3 separate regions of the Mus musculus genome follow, and regions 2 and 3 are each linked to region 1. Evidence: chromatin loops called from intact Hi-C (ENCODE). Cell type or tissue: heart. All regions are shown on one strand. Region 1 holds the start of Asxl2 (additional sex combs like 2, transcriptional regulator). Region 2 holds the start of Dtnb (dystrobrevin, beta). Region 3 holds the start of Rab10 (RAB10, member RAS oncogene family).

Evidence for each region. Peaks named below come from ENCODE experiments on the same cell type or tissue, not always from the same donor. Only the 100,000 strongest peaks of a DNase experiment are listed, where the experiment ranks them.
Region 2: it touches region 1 in a loop (4-fold over the local background); 8 of 42 quality-filtered maps call a loop at or near these places.
Region 3: a loop joins it to region 1, with 3 times the contacts of the local background. A loop is called at or near these places in 11 of 42 quality-filtered maps.

The regions. Positions count from the first base shown.
Region 1 is chr12:3,422,975-3,430,974 of GRCm38, reverse strand. Asxl2 (additional sex combs like 2, transcriptional regulator) reads right to left here and starts at 4,118. Exons shown (of 13, transcript NM_001270988.1): 1 at 3,763-4,118. The coding sequence starts at 3,819. It overlaps 1110002L01Rik (RIKEN cDNA 1110002L01 gene), which reads left to right and starts at 4,228. Exons shown (of 3, transcript NR_030694.1): 1 at 4,228-4,474. In heart, CTCF peaks have their summits at 2,536 (motif pointing right) and 4,851 (motif pointing left); DNase peaks (open chromatin) are centred at 3,374, 4,194 and 6,604; H3K4me3 peaks cover 3,478 bases; H3K27ac peaks cover 2,315 bases.
Region 2 is chr12:3,567,490-3,575,489 of GRCm38, reverse strand. It overlaps Dtnb (dystrobrevin, beta), which reads right to left and starts at 3,099. Exons shown (of 18, transcript NM_001162465.2): 1 at 2,843-3,099. In heart, a CTCF peak has its summit at 3,217; a DNase peak (open chromatin) is centred at 3,069; H3K4me3 peaks cover 2,138 bases; H3K27ac peaks cover 1,423 bases.
Region 3 is chr12:3,306,073-3,314,072 of GRCm38, reverse strand. Rab10 (RAB10, member RAS oncogene family) reads left to right here and starts at 4,104. Exons shown (of 6, transcript NM_016676.5): 1 at 4,104-4,781. The coding sequence starts at 4,655. In heart, no CTCF peak of the experiment used is centred here; a DNase peak (open chromatin) is centred at 3,992; H3K4me3 peaks cover 3,787 bases; H3K27ac peaks cover 2,205 bases.

The DNA.
Region 1 (8,000 bases):
ATACATAATAAATAAATAAATAAATAAATAAATAAATTTTTTTTAAAAAGGGGAAAAAGCAGTAGTCTGCTCTGCAAATTTGAGATTGCTTTCTCAAGTTTCATAATCTAGGAGCTACTCCTGTATCTCTTTTTGTAGCAAACACTTTTTAAAATTTTTGGAAATAGAATCTACCTACCTAGGCCAAACTGGCCTTGATATGAAGATATTTTTGCCTCTCCCACAAGATGCTAGATTGCAACCCTGTCCCAACATGGCCCTGTAGAAATTTTTAACTTAATATCCAATATAGTTATTCCCCTGAAGACAGGAGACTTTTCAAGTCAGGGTTTCTCTGTGTAGCCCTGGCCATTCTGGAACTGTCTCTGTAGACCTTGAACTCAAGAACTCTGCCAGACTCTGCCTCCCAAGTGCTGGAACTAAAGATGTGTTGCCATTACTGCCTGACTCCAAAATAAGTTATTTTCTGTTTTGCCTTCCACAAGGTAGGAGGTGTGTAGACTTTCAGGACAAACATATAAAAACAGGGGGGAGGAGTGGGAAATTGGCTCAATGGATAAAGCACTTAGAGAACAAACATAAGGCCTAGAGTGCAGATGGCAAAAGACACAGAAAAGTCACCGTGTGGGGGCTCCAAAGATAGCTCAGTGGACAAAGGCACGCTTCCAGAAGGTCAAGGTTCAGCTCACAACCATCTGTAACTGTAGTTCTAAGGGGCCAGAAACACTCTTCTGACCCCAGGTATACATATGGTGCAAAGACACATGCAAACAAAATACCCATACACATAATACAATTTTTAAAAACATTTTAAGTACAGGTGTTCATAGTGGCACCATCTTATAATACCAGTACTTGGAAAGTTGAGATGGGGGCAAGCTGGCCAGCTACTCATGCAAAGCAACTGGCAAGTTTCCATTTTAGTGACAGATCTTGCCTCAGTAAATAAAGAGCAACTGAGAAAAGCACCTAATGTCATCCTCTGACTCCCACACACAGATGTAGACACACATAGACATCCCTACTCACAAAAAGAGGCATAAAAGTAAAACAAATGAGTTTTTATAAATGGGGAAGTGGGGCCCTTGGTGAGATAAAGTATCTTTCTGTACAAGTGCTCTTAACCACTAAGCCAGCTCCCCAGCCTACTTTCTGTCTTTTAAACACTATTTTTCACAAAGGTAGCTGGGGCACAAAATAAGCAAATATTATCATTGTAAGAACTCTAACTGGTGCAAAATTATTCTTCCTATTTGTCACAATTTCCTAACCATTAAACTATTTAATCCAAAAAGAATAATTCACAAGGTACTGTAGAGATTGTAGTACATACTTATAATCCAGTTTAAGGCCAGTCTGGTCTACATAAAGGGTTCTTAACTAGTAAGGGTTACAGAAGGAGTCCATCTTACAAAGACAGAGACTGCTGAGATGCCTGTAATCTTAATACTTTGAATGCTAAGGCCTGCCTAGGCTGCAAAGTGAAACCTGGTCTCAAAAATTAAAGCCTAATAAATAAATAATGACATCATGGACACTTAAAATTAATTCACATAATTAGTTTGGGGTTTTGCATATTTTAACTAAAATCAAATCTCTTTCTTTTATTAACAGTAAGCAATCATGAGATGTCCCTAATGTAGAAAGTAAACTTCTGTAGAAGAGAAACTCCTCACCAGCAAAAAAATTTATAGAGTTGTCCCTTAGAGGAAACTACCAGTACAGTCACAAAGACATATTCTAAGTGGGCTGGGGGTGTAGTTCAAGTGGTAGAGTATTTTGCCTAGAGTGCATAATGCTCTAGGCTCTATCCTCAGAATCCCATAAAACTGGGCATGGTGGTACATGTCTACAATCCCAGCACCCAAGGGGGCAAAGGCAGGAAGATTGCTGCAAACTTTAGGCCATCATTTATTATGTGAGATGCTATCCTCAAACAAACAAACAAATGTATATAGGGAAAACATTCAACAAAAAAAGTACGTGGCTTATAAAAACAAAATACAGGTTGAATAAACAATATAATTCAAATTTGGGGAAACAAGACTAGGCGATAAAAGAATGAACGGACTGAGTTATTTTCTTCATACTTTTCTAAATTTCTCCATGATGAACATTACTTTTGAATTCTGTAAGTCTCATTTAAAAAATAAACAAGGAGTCAGTCAGTGGTGGTTCATACTTTTAATCCCAGGACTTGGGAGGCAGAGGCAGGGGGATCTCTGAGGTCAAGCCCAGCCTGGTCTATAGCGTTTCAAGGCAGAGAAACCCTTTTTCAAAAAATAAATTAATAAACAAACAATCCAGGATTTTCGAGATTACTCAGTGGGTAACTGCGCTGGCCAGCAAGCCTGATAACCTGAGTTCGATCCTAAGAACCTACATCAACTCCTACAAGTTGTCCTATCACCTCTACATGCGTGCTCCATAGCCACGTACACACTCCATACATACATACACATACACATACACACCTTTTTAAAATTAATTAATTTAATGTATGCAAATACACTGTTGCTATCTTCAGACACACCAGAAGAGGGCATCCGATCCCATTACAGATGGTTGTGAGCCACCATGTGGTTGCTGGGAATTGAACTCAAGACCTCTGGAAGAGCAGTCAATGCTCTTAACCACTGAGCCATCTCTCCAGCCCCCACACACATCTTTTTAAAGAGAAAATAAAACGTATAATTCATAAAGGTTCAGTTATTAGAACCCACTATGTTGTCCACTATTAAAGAGGTTGAAATGCTACTAATGCTTGATGAAACTTCAATTTCTCCTTAAGGTTTCTTTTCTTCGTAAATACACGTTTTAAATTTTTCAAAACAATGTTTCTCACAAATACTCATTGCTAAATGACTTTTAAATTCCATATAACAAAATTGGAGTGAGGGGCACTAATCACAACTTCATTGGTCCGGTCCACTTTCACTTTAACTTAAAAAAGAAGAAAAGAAATGAAAAGAAAAGAAAAGAAAAGAAAAGAAAAGAAAAGAAAAGAAAAGAAAAGAAAAGAAAAGAAAAGAGGAGGGGAGGGGAGGAGAGAAAAGGAAAGGAAAGGAAAGGAAAGGAAAAAGGAAAGGAGAAAAAGAAAGCCAATAAACTACACGTCCCACCATGCATTGCAGCCTTACTCAGAGTAGGTCTCTACGGAAACAGAAAAAAAAATTCTGAGTCCCACCTGTTACTTCGTTTCTAAACACCTCCTGCACTTTCAGCTCTCACAGCAAACACAAAAGCCTCGTGACCTCACATTGGCTCCCGGAGCAAGATAAGCGGGGGCCCCGGTCTGGCAGCACCTCTGCCTCGACAGGAGAACGCCACCGAGCTCAAGCGCTCCCCTCTCCTTTCCGGGGCTGGAAGCACGCACAAACCGCCTCCTGTCTGCATCCAATCGGGGCTCTCCGAGGCGCACAAGGGAGAAGAACCGGTTACTGGGCAAGCACAACACACAGGGCCGAGACAAGGGGTAACAGTGTAGGGGCGACAGCGACATGACCCCGAAAGGCAACCTCACAACACCGAGGAGGTCCAGTCGTAGCCACCGCGAGAAGTCGCAGTCGCGCGACGGATTCCTCGCGCCGACGCCTCGGTCTCCTCACGGCTCTCCAACGCGCCCGTAACTGCCGCTCTCTGCGCGCGCTTTCCTGATCCTCAACCCGGTCGCGGGGCCAAGTGACCTCCCTTGCCTTGCGACGGGTGGCCGGCGAGAAAACGAACTCCTGCCAGCCTTTCTCTCTGCTCCCTCCTCCTTACCGTCTTGGCGGCCTCCGCCCAGGTCCTGCCCTTCTTCCTACGGCCCTTTTCCCTCATGTCGGTTCTGACTGACTGGGAGGCTTCCGTGCCCCGGCTCCGGCTGCGTTCCCTCGCCTGCTGCGCCCTGCACTGCTTTTCCCGCGGTGCCAGGAAAGGTGGGAGAAAGGGGAAGTCGGACCCGAGAAGCAACTCAGCGAGCAAGCGGCCGCGGAGGCGCGCAGTGGCGGGGGTAGGGGGCTCTACGGGGTGGCCGGTCCTGCTGCCGCTGCCACTGCTACCGCCGCTGCCATATTGGGTTCTTACTGTACAAGCAGCTTCTGTGGTCACGTGACCCCTGCCGCGCGGCCGTCACTACTGTACGCTGCAGGCCGCGCGAACGAGCGCGCACTTGCGCGCGCCCCCAGCCTCGGCGTCGGACCGGCAGGCTGCAGCAGTTAGCCACGCCCCTGCACTTCCGGTGTCTCCGCATCGAGCCCTTGCGCACGACGGAGGGCGGCCCATGGTCTGTGGGTCGGATGTCTGGCGGTCACACCCGCCGGGAAGATCTTCTGGCGGAAACAGAATCTGCTCCTTTCGGGAAAGGCTGATTGCGCGGTTACGTGCAGCGTGTGTTGAGGAGTGGCTCTGGAAACTTAAAGAGCCCGACGATCAAGTGATCTTGCCAACTACCGTTTTAATCAGCATGTTTTATTTTGTTGTGGTACAGGCTCAGGTAAGGCGGACCTTAAACTCCGAACTTCTGTCTCCCATTACTGGTAATTACAGGCATGCATCGTCTTGTCCTCAAGTTCATTTTTTACAAAGCTTATCTTTTTGAAGACGTACCGCGTGCAGTTCTTGTCTATTATTAATCTGATTAATAGATGAGACAGGTTAGATTGATTTACCAACTCTCTAGTATAGGATGTGAATATACCAAAAACTAAGTTGTTAGCTACCAAGCCTTGTCTCGCAAAGTAAATAGACCTTTTTTAGGCCAACAGAAACCACGTTTATGGCTCAGAGGATAAGTGCACTGACTATTCCGGAGGTTCTGAGTTTAATTCTCAGCAACCACATGGTGGCTCACAACCATGGGATCCGATGCCCTCTTCCGGTGTGTCAGCTACAGTGAAGACAGCTACAGTGTACTCATACATAAAATAAATATTTTTTAAAAAGGAGTTTAGAAATCGCATTGTGTTTTTACATGTGATTGGTATCATCAAAGAAGTATGTTTTATCTCCCTTGGCACAGAGCCTATATGTATCAGGAATCCGTTAAATATTTGTTGAATGGTTCAGCTATGTCTAGTCAAGAAACTATTCACTCTTCATAATGTCAGTAACACCCTCCTGAATATCCAGAACATTTTATCTCTGATTATCTGTTCTTGTAAACAACATAGAGGAGAATGCACAGCGGCTAGGGATGTGGCTCAATGCAAGCTCTCCGCCTCCCATGGGTACTGGGGATTGAGCCTGCAGGCTAGCATAAGCCTTCTACCACTCAGCTGTACTCCAGCCATTCTGTTGTTTTTACATAGGCAGCGTCCCCCTAAATTATCCAGACTGTTCTTGAATTCGTTCTGTAGCTTAGGCAAGTGTACACGGATTTCTATCTTCATGCACACCAGAAGAGGGCATCAGATCTCATTACAGATGGTTGTGAGTCACCATGTGGTTGCTGGGAATTGAACTCAGGACCTCTGGAAGAGCAGTCTGTGCTTTTAACCGCTGAGCCATCTTTCCAGCCCCCAGCTTCGGCAAGTTTTGACCTTGCAATCCAAATTATTCAGCCTCCATAGTACCGGGGATTGCAGGCCTTCACCATGAAGGCACATCTCTAGTGATAACCTGTTGTCTAGAATGTAGGCGCTCCCTAGATGGGTTTCAGCAGTTCATAGAACTCCTTACTATTGGCAATATTTTCTCTGTCAAAATATTTTCTGTGTCATGGTGCATCCTTGTCATCTAAGCACTAAGAAGATTAGAAGCTTGGGTTATCCATAAGGTCTGCTACAGAGCAAGTTCCAGGCTGTCCTTCAGACACTGTCTCAAAAAAGAACCATCAACAGTGTGTGTGTGTGTGTCTGTGTGATAAATGTGGATTCCTTTTTTTGCTTTTTAAAAGGCCTCTCACCGGGCAGTGGTGGCTCACGCCTTTTAATTCCAGCACTTGGGAGGCAGAGGCAGATGGATTTCTGAGTCCGAGGCCAGCCTGGTCTACAGAGTGAGTTCCAGGGCTGCCAGGGCTAAACAGAGAAACCCTATCTCTAAAAAACAAACAGAAACAAAAACAAAACAAAACAGAGTCTCTCTTTATAGCCCCAGCTTTTCTGGAACTTTGTATGAAGACTAGGCTAGACTCAGACTCACAGAGATCACATGCCTCTGCCTCCTGAGTGTTGGAGCATCACACCCAGCCTACAATTAGATTTTTTTGAAAAAAAAAATTGATAACCTTTCCTCAATGTTTGGATTGTTGGTGTTCTCTGGGCATGGGGTTTTGTTTACCACCTGGGCTCCTAAGCTTCTTGCTCCCTCCTGGAGCAAATGTTGCAATTTGGAGGAAATATTGCAATTGGAAGGGATATGCTCTAGAGCAAGTGGCTGTATAGAACAAAACTAGACAGATTGGCCTTGGCCAGAATTCCCATATTCCCATCTGACTATTACACATGTGGGAACCTGGACATACCACTTCACCTTTCAGTTTTCTTTGCTAGGGTGTGTCTCTGTCTCTCTGTTTGCTAAGGTGTCTGTGTGATGAGAAACTAGAGCAGTGACTTTAAGCAGACTGGACTGGTGGCGGCTAAATGCTGCAGACCTGGAGGAAACAGGAAGGATGGTGGAGGAACTGGAGGTCAGCCAGAAGGATCTGGGGACAGCCTGTCTGTGTGACTCCTTAGTTAGCATGGGTTTGTCCATCCAGAAGTCCTCAGCCTCTCCTACCCCACCCCCCTGAGGAACTTCACCATTCATTCTGAAGTTGTCTGAAATGTTGTTCATAGTCCGAATGCTCCTCAGATCCCAGCAATATTTTTAAAGTTGTTTTTGTTGTATTAGAGATTGAATGGAGGGCCTTGCTCATACTAGGTAAATGCTCTGAACTATATCTCTACCAATAATAATAATAAATAGTTCTTCTATACTCACTATAGATTTGTTTATTTTAGTATAGAATAGAGTATTCAGGGCATGGGGAGGGGAGCTAAGAGGGTAGTAGAGGCAGAGAGGGGGGGAGAGGAGGAGGGAGGAGAAGAAGAAGAGGAAGAAGAAAAGAAATAGAGGCTGGCCAAGAACATGTGGAGAGAGGGGGAAGGGAATACGGAAGGGGGGGGGGAGAGGAAAAGCCCAAGAGGGCAAGAGGGAAGCAAGAGAACAAGAGAGTTCATTATAGATTTTTACATGGAGGGAGACACAGCCTAGACCTAAATAGGTTTAGATTCATCCTGATGTTATTATTCACTGATAGAACTTAAACAATTTTTTTTAAAGATTTATTTATTGCATGAGTACTCTGTTGCTGTCTTTAGACATACCAGAAGAGGGCATCAGATCTCATTACAGATGGTGTGAGCCACCATGTGGTTGCTGGGAATTGAACTCAGGACCTCTGGAAGAGCAAGCAGTCAGTGCTCTTAACCGCTGAGCCATCTCTCCAGCCCAGAACTTAAACAATTTTTAGAATATTTTTATTCTTTGAAATTTTCATTTAGCATATTTGGTCATATTCATCTCAACTTCTCCCCATAATTCCTCCCAGATCCACCACCACCTGCCTAAACTCCTCTAACTTCATATCTTTAATTTAAATCCATTGCCTCCAACATACACTGTCCATATAATTTTGGATGTGGGCCATCCATGAATTGTGGTGACACAGAAGCCACACCAAACAGAAAACTGATTCTTCCTCAGAGGCCACTAACTAACCATAGTTCTTCAGTTGGGATTAGAGGGTAATTTATTTAGATTTTTAAAGTCCTCGGTGATCTCTCTAAAGATGGACTGATTGATTCAATGAATATTCATTTTTATGTCAGGCATGCTATTTCAAGCTTGTCATCATATTCATGGAGGCAGAGACAGGAGAATTGCTATTAGGTCCATGCCAGCCTGGCCTACACAGTAAGTTTCTAAACAGTTTGGACTATATAACTAGACCTGTCTGCAAACAAACAAAACCACAAGGTTTATTTTTAGCAAGGTATGGTGATGAAGTTCTTGTGACTCAGGATGGCTTGGGCCCAGCA
Region 2 (8,000 bases), 140 kb before region 1:
CTCCTGAAAAATCAATCAGACTTCCGTGACTAATACAGTCAATTACACCTTTAATTAAAAACAAAAACAAACCTAACTCCCTTGCTCATTTCAGGAAAATCCTCAAATACCCTTCCTCCAATTCTTATTCTTTTTTTTTTAAAGATTTATTATTTTATGTAAATACACTGTAGCTGTCTTCAGACACACCAGAAGGCATCAGATGTCATTATGGATGGTTGTAAGCTACCATGTGGTTGCTGTGATTTGAACTCACGGCCTTCAGAAGAGCAGTCAGTGCTCTTAACCACTGAGCCATCTCTCCAGCCCTCCAATTCTTATTCTTTTCTCTTTCAGATTAAAAGAAGTGCCAGAGAAAATAAACTTTTTTTTTTTTTGTCTTTTGAGGGTTTTTCCGTGTAGCTCTGGCTGTCCTGGAACTCACTTTGTAGACCAGGCTGGCCTCGAACACAGAAATTCACCTGCCTCTGCCTCCCTAGTACTGGGATTAAAGGCTTGTGCCACCACTGCCCTAGATATCTTCTTGTAACAAATCTAAAAGCATTCTCTGGGTTCCATTAAAAACCATTCAGAGCCAGGCAGTGGTGGCACTGTGAAGTAATGAACTCGCTTCTGCCTCCCAGGGGCTGAGATGGAAAGACATGCGCCGCCACACCCACAATATGTACCATTTTATAAACACCCAGCTCAACATGCAAAATCTACCCATCTCATCCTATGTAAACTACACATCAAGACAGCACAGTAGTGCACACCTGTAATTCCAGGGCACATAGATAGGAGGATAGACAAGTTCAAAGTTAGTCAGAATGACACAGAGAGACCCTATCAAAAAAAAAAAAAAAAGGAAAAAGACAAAAGACGAAAGAAAAGGTTTGTTTTAATCAGGTATGGTGGTTCACAGAAGGGACTAATAGAAGGATAGCCATAAGTTCAAAGCCAGCTTACAACCTGGGCTACAGTATATCGAGTACCAAGCCAGCTGGAGCTATTCAGCAAGAGCCTATTTAAAAAAAAAAAAACCGGGGACAGAGGGTTTATTTTCAAATAAATGTAAATTAAATATCTAAATAAAATGTTAGAAGTGCCTGAAACAAGGCACCCTAAAACAAAACCTAATCGAAACTTAATGATTATACTCTGAAGTACAGAGTAATTAAAATAAAATAAATGAAGGCTTATTATACATGCAATGACAAGTCTGGATTAATATTGCTCTCATTTTTTATATGAGGAGTCAGTTATGTTAACATCCAAGACATGAAATAAATGATAAACGGAAATCCTCTGCACGCTAATACTTTAAGTAGAAATTCTGTCTCCTGGGCAAAATTCAGTGAACATAAAGACTCTGCCAGCACCACCTTGACTGCACAACCCCTTCAGAGGTAGCTCCACTTAAGTCTGCTAAAAATCCTCAGAGAACACATAAAAGGTCAAGTTTTACTTTGGCAAGCAAAGTAATCCAACAGGCACTGCAAGCGAGGGAAAGGAAGCAGCAGCCTGGGACTGGAGAGTCCAGGCAAGGTGGAGGACAGAAGTCCAGCCCTTACAGAACTAAAGAGACAGAAAGAAGCATTCTCTCCCTTCAGAACCAAGATCCGAGAGGCAGGACAGAAATTATAAAGTGTTCTCTAAGCAAAAGCACCCTCCCATCCTCCTCAAACGACCAGAAAAAAGCCAAAGAGAGAAAAGACCAGAGCACCACCCAGAGATTAAGCTCCTGGTGCACAACATGCAAGAACCACGTGGATGAAGAAGAGTGGCCACAGGCCACCGGAGTCTGCCACCTAAGCCACTGTTTTAACCTACCAGTGCCTGGGTTACCTGAAGAGGCAAAAAGAGAATCCGAGGACCAAAGGAAGTCCAGCGATCATCCCTAACTCTACAGAGACTGACACTCAAGCCCCTGCTTCCTCCATCCATTCTGCAGTGGGCATCCACTGTAGGGCTGCTGGGATCCAGGCCACATCCGGAGGACTGAACAGAAAACAGGCACGGAGCTTAATTCTAGCTGGGAAGGCAAGATTCTTCTTCCAGATTTCTTCTCCCCCTCCCCACCCCTCTTTTAAATGTCAGTAAGATCCTTCAAATCTCTTCTCAATAGTTCCCACCAGCTTTCCTCAACTATCTTACTTTCTCCACAAACCAAGCAACTTACGGCTCCAGTTTCCCAGGGCTGGGAAAATCCTAAAGGGACCTGAAGTGAACAGAACAGGAAACATGAAATAGAGCACTTTACATTTTGTGTGCATACTTTCACAGCCGAACTGTCAGCACTTCAACAGCAAAAGATGGCTGAGAGTGATAAAGTCGTGACCCAGGCGCTGACCGCGGTTCTCTCCTGCTCCGTAGCTAATCAATAAACGCTTGCAGAGAATGCTGGAAGGTCTCCCTGATTCCCTAAGGCCTGGCACAGAAATTTAACAGCAAGCATTCGTCAGCTGCATCCTCCCTCTTCTCCGGACACTGTGCCCAACAGGGGTGACCTGGGTGGACAGGTTCGTCTACCGGGAGCCTCGGGGGACACTGAGAGGTGATCTGGAATGAATTCCCTTCCCTCTGCCAGGGCCTGCCTACCTCACCTGCCCTCTGCCAGGACCTGCCGCCTTCGCCCCCTTCAGCACCTAACGCGGAGCCTCCTCCCCGCCAGCCGGGCTCAGGATGCATCAGCAGCGCGCGCAGCCCGGCTCTGCGCTCCGCGGGCCCCCGCGCGCGCGGGTGACCGGAGAGCCCTCCCCGGCCCGGCGTGCTGTCTCCCAAGGGTCGCCGCTCCAGGGCCGCGCACTCCGCCACCCCGCAGCCCTCCTTCTCGCTCCTCCAGCCCCGGCGGACTCCCCACCTGGCTCGCTTCCCGGCCGGAGCTGAGGGGCCGTCGCGTGGCTCTCCGGCGGCCGCAGCCTCCTCCAACCCGGCCCCCTCGGCTGAGGCGGCTGAAGCAGCAAGCAGCGACTGAGGCGGCGGCGCCCACTCAGGCCCCGGAGCCGCCCCCGCGGCGAACGGAACGGCGCCGGCTCGCGCCGCTTCCCCGCCCGGCACGCGCAGCGAGCCCGCCCCCGGCGCGAGGGCGCGAGGGCGCGAGGGCGAGGGCGGGTGCGCGCGGAGGGCGGGCGCGCGGAGGGGCGGGGCTTCCGCCGCGAGAGGGGGCGGGGAGGCGGCCGAGTGCCCTCCCGCGGGTTCGCGCGCCCCCTCCGGGCCTCTGCTGTGCGCCGGCCGCGGAGGTGGAGGTGGACTTGCCCTTCCACTCCACAGGTAGCTGCCGGGCGGCTGCGTGCTGCGCCGACGTGACTGCACCTTAAGGAATGCGAAGAAACACCCGGTGAATCATTGCCTCGAGCGCGGGTCCTCCCCCGAGTGACTTTCCACATTGCCTCAGCAGGCTCGCTGAGCCCTGACTCCGCGCCTGGTGCCCGATGGACACGATCCGGGTCACGGCCCCTGGTCCCCAAGAATGCATAACTTAGGGAGAAGAGCAGCCTTGCGAAGGACCGAGTCTGGTCCCCTGCGCAAAGCCAAGCCACAGCCGGATGCGGTGAGAGGATGAAGGAGAGACATTACTTTCCGCTTAGTTGTTCAGTAGTTCCTAAAAGTGGGACTATTTAGACATTAAACAGCTTGAGCAACGGAGCAGGGGCGACAAAGCTTCATTTATTTATCTAGCATCTATTTATTTATTTATTCATTACCAACTCTTTTTTTTTTTTTTTTGGTTTTGGTTTTTCGAGACAGGGTTTCTCTGTGTAGCCCTGACTGTCCTGGAACTCACTTTGTAGACCAGGCTGGCCTCGAACTCAGAAATCCGCCTGACTCTGCCTCCCTAGTGCTGGGATTAAAGGCGTGCGCCACTACCCCCCCCCCCCCCCCCCGCTTCATATCATTTTTTTAAAGGACTTTATTTTATGTGTATGAGTGTTTGGGCTGCAATGTGTGTGCACCCTGTGAGTGCCACCCCGAGGCCAGAAGAGTGTGAAATGACACCTGGATGCTGGGGAATCAAACCCAGGTCCTCTGATAACATAGCAAGTGCTCTTAACTACTTAGCTATCTCTCCAGCCCCTCATATTGCCATTTTTTATAGAAGCTTTTCCAAACTCTCTAGGGACATCAAAGTCTTCTTTTAATGGCTCAAAAGATAAATGTTTTCCCTCAACTTTAAGACAGCGGCATGATCCATTAGACTTTTGGTGCGTGTGGATGTGCACATGTTAAGGAAAGCAGCAGTAGGCCTGTGTGCTTTAGGGATGCTTTTTGAAGCCTTCTGGCACCTTATGGAAAGGCAGATCATGCCACCTGCTTCAATCAGACTGGCAGCCTGCCTCTAGGACACCCTTTTCCTCCTCTTCTCACAATCTATTTTTAAATTCCCATGGTGAAGGCAGTGCTGTGCTGATAACTTAGAGTAAGTGAGGTTTTTTGTGTGAGAGGGGATACATTACTTTTCACACATGAATTGTGTGACTGTTTTGCATGTTTGGAAGAGTCTCACTGGTTGCTAGGTGGTGGCTGCTGTAACCATGTAAGGATCCTCAGACTATGTCAAGAGACCTTTAGTTTCTTACCATGTGTTGAGCTCCTACTATGGGGAAGGCATTGATGGGTAAAAACCTTGACTCTGTTGCAAAGAGGTAGAGTATGAAACTGAAGCTACAGGAACCAGCACGGTGCCTCAGACACCTGGAGCATTCAGAACCTGGAGGCAGGAGCTGAAGCAGAGACCCTGGAGGAACCGTGCTTACTCCATAGCCAGCTCAGTCAGATTTCTTCTGTGACTCAGGACCATCTGCCCAAGGACATCACAACCCACAGTAGGCTCAACCCTCCTACATCAATCATTAATGAAAAACAAAACACTTTTTTTTCCTACGGACTTCCTGCATGTCAATCTGAAGGAAACATTACTCAATTGAGTAATGTTTCTTCCCAAATGATTGTAATTTGTATCTAGTTGACAAAAAAAATTTAAAAAAATAGCCAGCACACCATACCTTGTCATCATATATTGCATACATGTATTGAAATATGCATGGTCATTTATAAATATGTACAGTTATTCCATTAATTAAAGATTTTGAAAATGTTTTAAGAAGATATAAATATTAGCCACCCTGATTGTTCACCACCTACTGTATATTCACATGTCAGATTATCCTATGGTACCCCATAAACATATACAATTAAAATAATTTTTGTGATATATGTGCAGATCTGTGTATAGTTAGCTACATATGTGTGTGCTGTATCTTATGCACATATGTGGGCATGTGTGTGGAAGCCAGAGGACAATGTCAGGAGCTATCCATCTTGGTTGCTTTTTTAAGACAAGTTCCCTCACTGGCCTGGGGCTTCTTGAGTATGCTAGGCTAGCCCAACAGCAACCCCCAGGATCCACCCATCTCTGTCTGACTCTGCAGCACTGAAATGACAAGTGTTCCCCAAATGAAACACAAGTACTCCTCACATGAAACACATGTGCTCCTCACACTCAGCTCTGTATTTATGCACTGGAGCTCAGACTCAGCCCCCATGCTTCACTGACAGCTGTCTTCTACAGGCCCCAGTTATAATCATCTTGAAAGACTGTTTTGTGTCTTGTAAAATGGCAATTTTCTTTTTTTTTTTTAAAGATTTATTTATTTTATGTATATGAGTACACTGTAGCTATCTTCAGACACACCAGAAGAGGGCATCAGACCCCATTACAGATGGTTGTGAGCCACCATGTGGTTGCTGGGAATTGAACTCAGGACCTTTGGAAGAGTAATCAGTGCTCTTAACCGCTGAGCCATCTCTCCAGCCCCGGCAATTTTCTTTTTTGAGTCAGAGTTTCTCTGTGTAGCTCTGGCTGGCCTGGAACTCAGTCTGTAGACCAGGCTGGCCTTGAACTTGTAGAGATCCACCTGCCTCTGCCTCCCAAATGCTGGTATATTGCAAATTTTGTGAGGATCACTTTGTTGTTGTTGTTGTTGTTGTTGTTGTCGTTTGCTTGCTTTGTTGTAAGATGGTATCTCTCTATTAAGCCTTGAACTCCTGCCTCCCCAGTGTGGGGGTTGCAAATGCAAGCCACCTCACAAGCTAACGTGATGATCACTGGGGTTATTGTTCACAATGGAGCATGTGGGTTTTGTGATTCTGAGTAAAAGACTGGACAAACATAAACCAAAATATTAGCAGAGGTTATCTCTGGGTAATAAGATTGTGTGTTTTAAATTTTCTTTGTATTTGTTTATATTTTCAAAATTGTTTTAACTGGAGGTATACTTTTTCAAATGTAGTATAATTTAAATATCTATGCCAGAAGCCTGGCATGGTGGCTCACGTCTGTCATTTCAGCCCTTCAGTGGCTTAAGGAGGAGAGCTACCATGAGTTCAAAGCCAACCTAGGCTGTATAATAAGTTCCAGGTCAGGTTGGGTTATACAGTGAAACTCTATCTCTAGAAGAAAAAGAAAAACAATGCTAGCAACAGCTTGGTTTACATCCTGTACACCCAATTCTTGATTGTCAAGGTCGTAAGAGATCTGGGGGAGAAGTGCACAGCAAAGTCTCTGAGGTCATGTGACTCCAGGTTGGGTAGGAGTGAGCTAGCTGAGAGTGACAGAAAGAAGCTGCAGAGGATGTGAGAGAGCTGTGTGGGAGGCAGACACCTGCCAGCCAGCTTTGGCTCGGGCAAGAAGAAGATAAAATGAGCTCAAGGAAAACAGTCCTTGAAGTCAGAAATCCTGTCTGGCTTCCAGGATCATCTTTCCTAACAATAAGCCACCTCAGATGTGCAGACAGAATAACACGGAAATGACAGAGCCAACTCACCTCTGTCTAGTGACAGGCAATTGACCCCATAGTGTGTGCCATTCTGTTCTCTGCTCCTTACTGATCACACCTCAGGACTGGAAAGAATCCAGCAGCCAGTAATCAAAAGGATAAAGCATGAGGTCCTGGACAGGATGGCAAGCTCAGGGAGGGTGCAGATAAGGCAGAGGAGTTCATAGTCAGAATGCGGAGGGAGTTGCTACCTCTCACAACACAGCGGAAGAAAAAGGCAGCTTGGAAAAATTAAATGTGAGTTTCTGTTGCATGCCGGGAACAATTTGAAAACATTAACACCAGAGACTGAATTGCAGGTTTTCAGTCTTACCCGAATGTGGAATGAAGATGCAATAGAAACAAACTGGGGCTTTCTGGATGGGTCTAGGGTGACCAGAAAGAGGACAACACAGGAACAATGGCATTGCCCGACTCTCTCCATGATAGGAGCATTCTGAGTCTGAAAACTGGAGGCAAGACTGCAATGGCAAAACTTCCTAAGATTCACCTTGTGAATGGCAGTCACACTCTCAACAAAGCCAGCCTTGGAGATTGAGCTGAGGTCGGTGTGAACCGGGTAGACTTACCCCACTGTGATTTCTGGAGGCCATGGTCACAACGGTAGCTGCCATTGCCATTGTACACACTGGGGAGATCTGGTGAAACAGAGGCTCAGTGGCACCCCAAAAGTCCCCAAAGAAGACTCTGAGAAGCCAAACCATGGAAGCCAAGGAGTCTGTGGATACCTTGCTAGTTTACTAGCAGGTCTTGCTAGTTTACCAATGGTTATCAGGAAGTACCAGACACCTGAAAAGATTAACACGTTGTTAATGTTGATGCAATCTTTTTAAACTTTTTAAATTGTTTTATGCATATGGTTATTTTGCCTTTAAGTATTATCTATGTACCAAGCAAATGGAGTGCCCAAGGAGGCCAGAAGTGGGAGTCAGTTACTATGTGATGCTGGGAACTGAACCTGGGTCCTCTGGAAAGGCAACCAGTGGTCTTAACTACTAAACCATTTCTTCATCCCCTTGATGCAATATTTTTAGTGGTGGTGGTTGTTTTGTTCTGTTTTGTACTTTGGGTTTGGCTGGGTGGTTGGGTGGTTGGGTGGTTGGTTGGTTGGTTTTGTTTTGCTTTTGAGAGACTCCTGAGTAGCCCAGGCTAGCCTTGACTTTTTTTTTTTTTTTAGATTTA
Region 3 (8,000 bases), 120 kb after region 1:
CAAGCTCATTCTGGAAGATACATTGGCTGCAGGTTTAGTGCATTCTGCTGATTTGCAGTTGTGATTAGCCTTAATATTGTTTTTTGTCTACTGAATAAACAAACCCTACAGTGGAGTTGAGGTCTTTATGTATGCCCTAAAATTAATTTTTTTTTTTTTTTTTTTTTGGTTTTTTGAGACAGGGTTTCTCTGTATAGCCCTGGCTGTCCTGGAGCTCACTTTGTAGACCAGGCTGGCCTCGAACTCAGAAATCCACCTGCCTCTGCCTCCCGAGTGCTGGGATTAAAGGCGTGCGCCACCACGCCCGGCTCAAGTTTTTCTAATAACAACATTTATTTAAAAAAATAATTTGAGCCGGGCGTGGTGGCGCACGCCTTTAATCCCAGCACTTGGGAGGCAGAGGCAGGCGGATCTCTGTAAGTCTGAGGCAGGCTTGTCTACAAAGCAAGTTCCAGGACAGCCAAGGCCATTAACACAGAGAAACCCTGTTCAGAAAACAAACCCCAAACCAAACCAAACAGGATTTCAAGAAAAAGAAGGTGATCCTTTCATTGTAGCATTGTATTTGCTTTTTCCTTTATAAAACGTGCCGTCCCTCTGTCTTTTGAGACAGGGGTCTCACTATGTAGCCCTGGCTGACCCAGAGCTGGCAGAGATCTGCTGGCATTACAGGCATGAGCCACAGTGAAGTTTCTAAAAGAAATATTTATCCATTGTGAAGTTAATACATTTAAAAACATAATTGGTTTCTTGCTGATCGAAATAGGGTCTCACTCTGCAGCCCTGGCTGGCTTCTATCTTGCTATCAGGCTGGCTTAGAATTTACCTTGAACCTTCTACATATGCTTCCCCAGTGCTGGTATTATAGACCAAGCCCACAACACATTGGTTTTGAGAAGTACTGAAGGAGTTCAGAAGGGAAAGAAGCTGCTTAGCGCAGGGGTTGCTATGGTGAGGACATTTAAGCTCAAGGCTGAAGGGATAGCAAGTGATCTGAGGTACATTTTACAAGGAGAAAACCACATAAAACTAACCTTGAAAGCAAGAAGATACATAGTAACTATGGGAGAGAAAACATTTCCTGCTTTCTAGAGAGATGTAGGAGGTAGGGTAGTTCACTGGGCCTGCAATCTCTTGAACGCCTACTGCCAACAGGGAGGCAGCAAATGGTGATAAAAATAGCCGTGGCCTCTGGACAATCAGGTCTGTCTAATGAAAACCTTCCTCAAGGAAATCCCTGTAGAAGATTGTGGGTGTGAACACAGGAAATGGGTAGCAGTAAATAGGCAAAGTCCTATAGACTCTGGAAGAAGCTGGTTTTACAGTTAGGTGATGACACAGCAAGGCCAACCTACCTTTCAAGCAAAGATGCCATTCTTAGGAAGAACAAAGTCACCAAGGAAAGGAGCTCAGATAAAAGAATAAGGAGGAATCAGAGAGGTGGGTGAAGACCTGCCTAGTATGTATAAGGGTTCAATTCCCAATAACCAGAAAGTCAATTCCTTTTTAGTTTTGTAGCTGGGAAAGGATGGGAAGAATGAGAGGGTCTCTAGCTCAGTATTTGCTGGAGGCTAGCTTTGAGCAGCCAATCCTTGTGTCTCAGCTCCTGAGTATTAGGATTACAGACATTTTAACTACATCCAACAAAATTATGATCTCAAGGATCTACCATTCCATGATCCTGATTTAAGAATGAAAACAACTGTTAGTAAATATGACCAAATAATTTGCAAAATTTCAGAATACAAAGTTTGGAAACAACTGGGATATAGAATGAATTTAAAAATGGTAATTATTGGGGCCTAACAAACACAGAAGTGGATGCTCACAGTCAGCTATTGGATGGATCACAGGGCCCCCAATGGAGGAGCTAGAGAAAATAACCAAGGAGCTAAAGGGATCTGTAATCCTATAGGTGGAACAACAGTATGAACTAACCAGTACCCTCCGGAGCTCATGTCTCTAGCTGCATATGTATCAGAAGATGGCCTAGTCGGCCATCAGTGGAAAGAGAGGCCCATTGGTCGTGCAAACATTATATGCCTCAGTACAGGGGAACGCCAGGGCCAAGAAGTGGGAGTGGGTGGGTGGGGGAGTGGGTGGGGGAGCATGTGGGGGACTTTTGGGATAGCATTGGAAATGTAAATGAAATAAATACCTAATAAAAAATTGAAAAAAATGGTAATTATTTCTAGCAGTCCATTACTTCCCAAATTTGTGTGATAGTATTGTTTCCCAAATTCAGCTTTCTACTTTAAAAACTAATAAATCCAATTACATTCAAGAAGGGGCGGTAGCACACACCTGCAAACTTGGGAGGGCGAATCTGGAGAAGGTTGAGGCTTGCCTGGGTAATTTACAGACTAGGACTTTCAGAATGCTTTACAGTATTGGAATTTAATCAATTGAGCTATTTGAGAAAGAATAATCTCAACCCACCTCCACATTCTGACAAGGTCTCCCAGGCTGACATCCAATTCTCTTTTGTTATCAAAGATGACTCTACACTTCTGATTTTCTGGTCCCCAACTTGCAAGAATTGAACCCAGGGCTTCATTTATGCTAGACAGGCACTGTACAAGTGCGCTACATCCCCAGCTCCTTGAAGATTTTCCTGGGGTGCTCAAGATTATGACTGAGCTAAGACAAAGCTGAGAAGCTTACCGACAACTTTTAATAGAATTGTTGATTCATGATACAGCACGACAGTCCCAGCTGGAGGAAGAATGATTTGGAGGATATAGTTTAATGAGAAAACTAAAACCAATCAGAGAATCAACTGGGAGATGGTTTAGAGAACACAAACACCTTCAAAGGCTTATGGGTGTTTAGAAGGAGGACAAGTCTTTGAAGAGCATGATCACATCTAAGATGGTCAGAAAAGAACATGATCAAAGGCTTTACTTACACATGAAATGCACATGTTGGTGATGGCGAGGTGTCTGCCAAAGTGTAGCTTATTTTTATTTAATATGCTTATATATTTGTTATATGCTAATTAGTTATGTGTGTGTGTATATAAAATTTACCTAAATAAAAATCTCCTTATTGGTGAATCAGCTCATCAGGTTCAACCATTCTACCATCACATTCTGCGGGTGCTGGAGCATACTTAGAAAGGTAAGTTAGAAATTTGCTTATTTCGACTATAGAAAGGAAGAAAAGGGAGGTGTAAATAAAACTGATAGGGAGAGAGGGAAAAGGGACAAAACTAGAGAAAAGACATGGCACAGGTGTGGTGGAGTTACCCCACCAGAGTAGCCCTCAGGAGGCTGAGACTGGAGATTCATGAATTGGAAGTCAGTACTGGTGTACAGACTTTGCAACAAAACAACCAACCTACAAACAAGTGAAAAGCAAGGAAGAGATCGGTTGGGATGGGGCAGGCTTTCAGATTTTCGATTTGGTGGTACAACTTTGGCTACAGTGACCGCCCGCCTTTTCTGAATAGAGCGCTTCAGCTCCCGGGATTCCAAGGGCTGCTTAGGCCCGAAGCAGCAAAGAAGCTTCCATTCGCAGGGAGGTTCTCCCCGCACCCGGGGTTCCTCAGGCCGATGACATCATTCCAACCCCAGGAGCGCTGCGCCTTTTTCAGTTTGGAATCCCGGCTCTATCAACTCTAGCTTCTTAAGGAGACCAGGTTGTCAGGACCAGCCCACAAGCGGGATCTCTTCTGGAGATGTCCGGGTTTAGTAAGGAGGTTCCTGAGTGGCCCAGAGCACTTCTTTCTCTCTCATCTATATGAACTATACACACACACACACACACACAGCCAGCCACGCCCGTCGCTGGGCTAACATCCTTAGCTCCTCAACAGGATACTGAGAGGGAGTAGAGGATTCCAGCAGTCAGCTGGGCGCCCCGGAAAAGGCAAGGGAGGGAGGGCAGGAGCTATACGGACGTAGTGCGCCTGCGCAGTTCCCGGGCCGCACCTCCCCCGCGGGGCGTGTTCGTCAAGCCGCTCACCCAATCAGGAGGCCGTAGGGAGCGCGCCCGCGGCCTCGCCCCCTCTGGTCCCGCCTCCGCGTGCCCTACTTGCCCGCCCGCGCGCGTGCGCAGAGGCGGGCCGCAGGGGCGAGGGCGCGAGAGAAGGGCGGGTGTACGTCCTTGCGTGCGTCTCAGGCTGCGCGCACGCCGGCGTGAGAGGGCACGGGGAAAAAGGTGGCTCTGGCCGGGGCGGCTCTGTTTCCTGGGGTTATGTAGCAGGGCTTGTCGGCTCGCGAGACCTCCCGCTGCCCTCGCCCGTGTCCTAGCGCGGGGTTTCTGCTCCGGGCGGAGGCCGTGTTCAAGCCCGCCGCGCTCCCTCGACGTAGAGCTCGCTCGTCCGCCCGTGGGAGCGTCCCGGCCGAGCTGCGCTGAGGGGGGAGGGGAGGCCATTTTGTCCCGACCGACTCCCCGGAACCGGGCGGAGCGGCTGGGAGAGGCTGCGGAGCCGCGGGCGCCGCCCCTCGGAGGCACGGGCGCCGCCACCGTCGGGGCTTCCTCGACGAGGCCGTTCGGAAGGTCTCCTGCTCCGTCTCGAGAGCTGCTTTCTCCTTCCGCACACGCTACCCGGCTGCTGCGGCCCCAGAACGCCCGGGTGAGGAGTTGGTTGTAGTGAGCAGTTCCGATCCCTTGGGGCTACCGGCGGCGAGCGCCCGAGCCGCTCCTCCCAATGGCGAAGAAGACGTACGACCTGCTTTTCAAGCTGCTCCTGATCGGGGACTCGGGAGTGGGCAAGACCTGCGTCCTTTTTCGTTTTTCGGACGATGCCTTCAATACCACCTTTATTTCCACCATAGGTAAGACCTGTGGGAGGATGGTGTGGGGGCTCTGTAGCCGCGAGCCGTTTTCTTTTATTCCAGACATCTTGCTTCCCGGAATTTACGCCTTTGTTCCAGTGATTCCGATTCCAGACGACAGACCTAAGTTACTGTTGGAATCGGAATAGCCTTACTGGGGCGGGGTCTTCCCATGCTTACCATCCGGTCTCAAGTCTCCTTCTCTGTTCGGTGCCTTCTGGCACAAAATATGCAGCATTTAGCAGCGTTCCAGAATCCGGTTTCTTTAAGTGACTTGCCTGGCCTTACCATAATTGCATGAAGTTACTTGATGTGCTATTTGTAATAGACGTAATTTAGTGGTTGGGATTGAAGCAGTACTGGCTATGTGGCAAAGGCCCGAATTGGGGGTCAAAGAGAAAATATTCTATCTGACTGTAACTTGGAGTAAACTTGAGAGTTGCAGAATCATTAAGGAAAATGAGAGGGGCGGGGGAAAGTGAGTTGGCTGTCTTGACTGAACCATTGATGTGTCAAACAATCGGAGGCCCTTCGTGCTTGGGGTGGGAATCTGGCATGGTTGGCTCACAGTGCTTTTTCAAGACCTCAACGAAGCAGATGGACGGTTTCTGTTTTCAACCCAATGGAATCAAGTCAAGTTCTAATGTTTTACTTGATGTTAGAATTTACAGGAAAATCTTTCGTCAGTCATGGCTCTAAGGACTTCTAATGTACTACCACATATTTCGGAATTACTTGGTATGGAAATAAAAACTGACCTTTTAAATGGGTTTCCTGTTTCGGAAATGAAAAGGGAAGGTTTCAAGAAAGTCGTTTTGACGCTGGCACCAACATCAATTTTGTCAAAGTAACTGTACATGACCACCCCCCTCCCTGGTTTTTTAAAGTATCCGGTGTCTTTCATTTTTGAACCTCAGCTCCGGCATTAGAGCAGTGCAGGAAAACTTGTGATAAATGTAACTAGCTTCACGATGAGAAGCGACTCTAGTGGTTTTCCTTAAGAATTGTGAAAATCTTGTTTTAACCAATTTATAGTATAGGATTTCCTTAAGACATATTTGTAAGTAGCTTAAGCATATTTTCGCAAAATATGCTTAAGTTATACTGCAATTAAGATGAGCAAATTTTTATTTAAAATAGGTTGTTTTACCTTACTGGTGGGCAGGATTGTCAAAATATCACGAAGCTTGAACTTGTCCTCTGCTTAGTGGGTTAGCACTTACACAGCACTAAGTTTGCTTTGAAGTGTAGCTGGGTCAGTCAGGTGGCTAGATCAGCAAATATTTATTGAGCACCAAGTTCTAGGCACTGTTAAAAGCGTTGAAAATAAGTGGTCGATACAATAGACCCCTTGAGCATTCTGATAAAGAAGGCAACAACAGTGTGCAAAGCACTAGAGTGAGGAGAGGGAGGAAGGGGAGTAGTCTGAATTATGGGGAATCTGCTTTGCATGGATGTTTAAAACGTAGTCTGAAAGACAAGTATGAATTGGATCAGAGGAGAGGTAGCCTCTTTGAAAGAGAATTTAGTGTGCGATCCTTTTTTTTTTAACCTGCTCTTGAGAACGGGTAGGTGAAAGTAGGAAGTAAAGTTTCCTGGTGAAGAAAGCTACTTAGCCCCCCAGCTGCCTGTCCTCAGGTACTGGGCATTGACTAACCTCATGCGTGGTAGGCAAGCTGCTGAGTTACACCTCCAGTCCTCCTTGTATCCATAGTCTTCATTGTCCTTTGACTTAGGGAGATGGGTTGTTTCCCATGCAGCCTGCTGTTTTGAATTCCTGGCTCCACAGGAATTGCAACTTTGGCTACAGTGTCTTATTCGACAGTGCAAATGCCATGTATGGTGCTTGTGAGGATTAATACAGGTCAGCGAGAGCAAAGCACCTAACAATGGTGCCAGGTACTTTGTAGGAACACAGTGCAGATTTGTGCAGAATATATGGCCTTCCTGATACTGGTGTGTGACAGAATAAGTTGCTTTATGGATTGAATATGTCTTGTGTGTAATGGCTGCTTGAATATCTGTTGGTGCTCTGCTAAACAATTATACAATAACCTCTGACATTTATACATTTTGATATAAAAACATTTGATGTTTTGACACAAGATTTGAATAAAGTAAGCTAAGAAAATGAACAAAATTCTGACAATTCTTAGTCCAGCTCATACTTGACTCTTTGCAGATTTTGAATTCTGTTAGCCTCATAAACTTTGGTAGTCACAAAGGAAAAAAATTAATATCTTTCAACTCGTCAAAGATGCACATATGCCTACAATTTTAAACAGATATTTTACATTGTTTCCAACTAGTGTGGGAGCTATATGGACAGCTCTTCTCAATTTATATTAGGCATATTTCAGCTCTGTTGCCAATGTGACTAGTTGCTACCATATATTGACAGTATATGTCTAAACAACAGAAAAGTAGTCAATTGATACATATCTAACTAAAGATACTTGGAATGTTTATCACTTTAGGACATGTAAAATACAACATATTTTCAGTGGACCAGAGTCCTGTCTCCTTTCAGGTGTGCATTCTACCACTGAGATACACACCTAGCATCAAAACCTGCACTAACAAAGCAGTAGTCATTTTACAAGGGTTTCAAAGGACTGGGCTGCAAGGATTCCAGGCCGGGTGGGTTTTGCTTCTTACTGGATAGCTCTGAAGGAAGGCTTTTTAGATTTATGATTCTTACAGTGCTCACCAGGATGACTGTTCTTGTTTTTCTGTATACCTTCAATTCTTACATATCCATATTAGAAATCATGTAAGTTTTTGTGATCCCATCTATTGCATACTGTTGCAAAAATAAATTATTGGTATGTTTCATATTTAAGTTTATGAGGCTAACAATTCAAAATCTGCAAAGTGAATCTAAAGTCACAGCTGGCGGTGGTTCTAATTCCAAAACTTGAGTGGCTAAGGCAGGAGGATCACAGGGTCAAATAGCAAGACTGCTAACAACATCGAAAAAGTGAGTCTAAGATCATTTGAATAATATTTAATATATATAATGTAATATATAACATATTATAATATATAATAATACAGAGGCAGGAGTCTATGCCTTTTTTCCCCCCTGTAGTTGCTAAGTCCTAGAAGAGGTGGGTGATGAATAATGAACAGAGGTAGGAGGAGAGATAGGATATAGTACAGTGATACCCTCTTCATACAGAACATACTGGACCAGGGCTAACTTATTTTACTACTTTA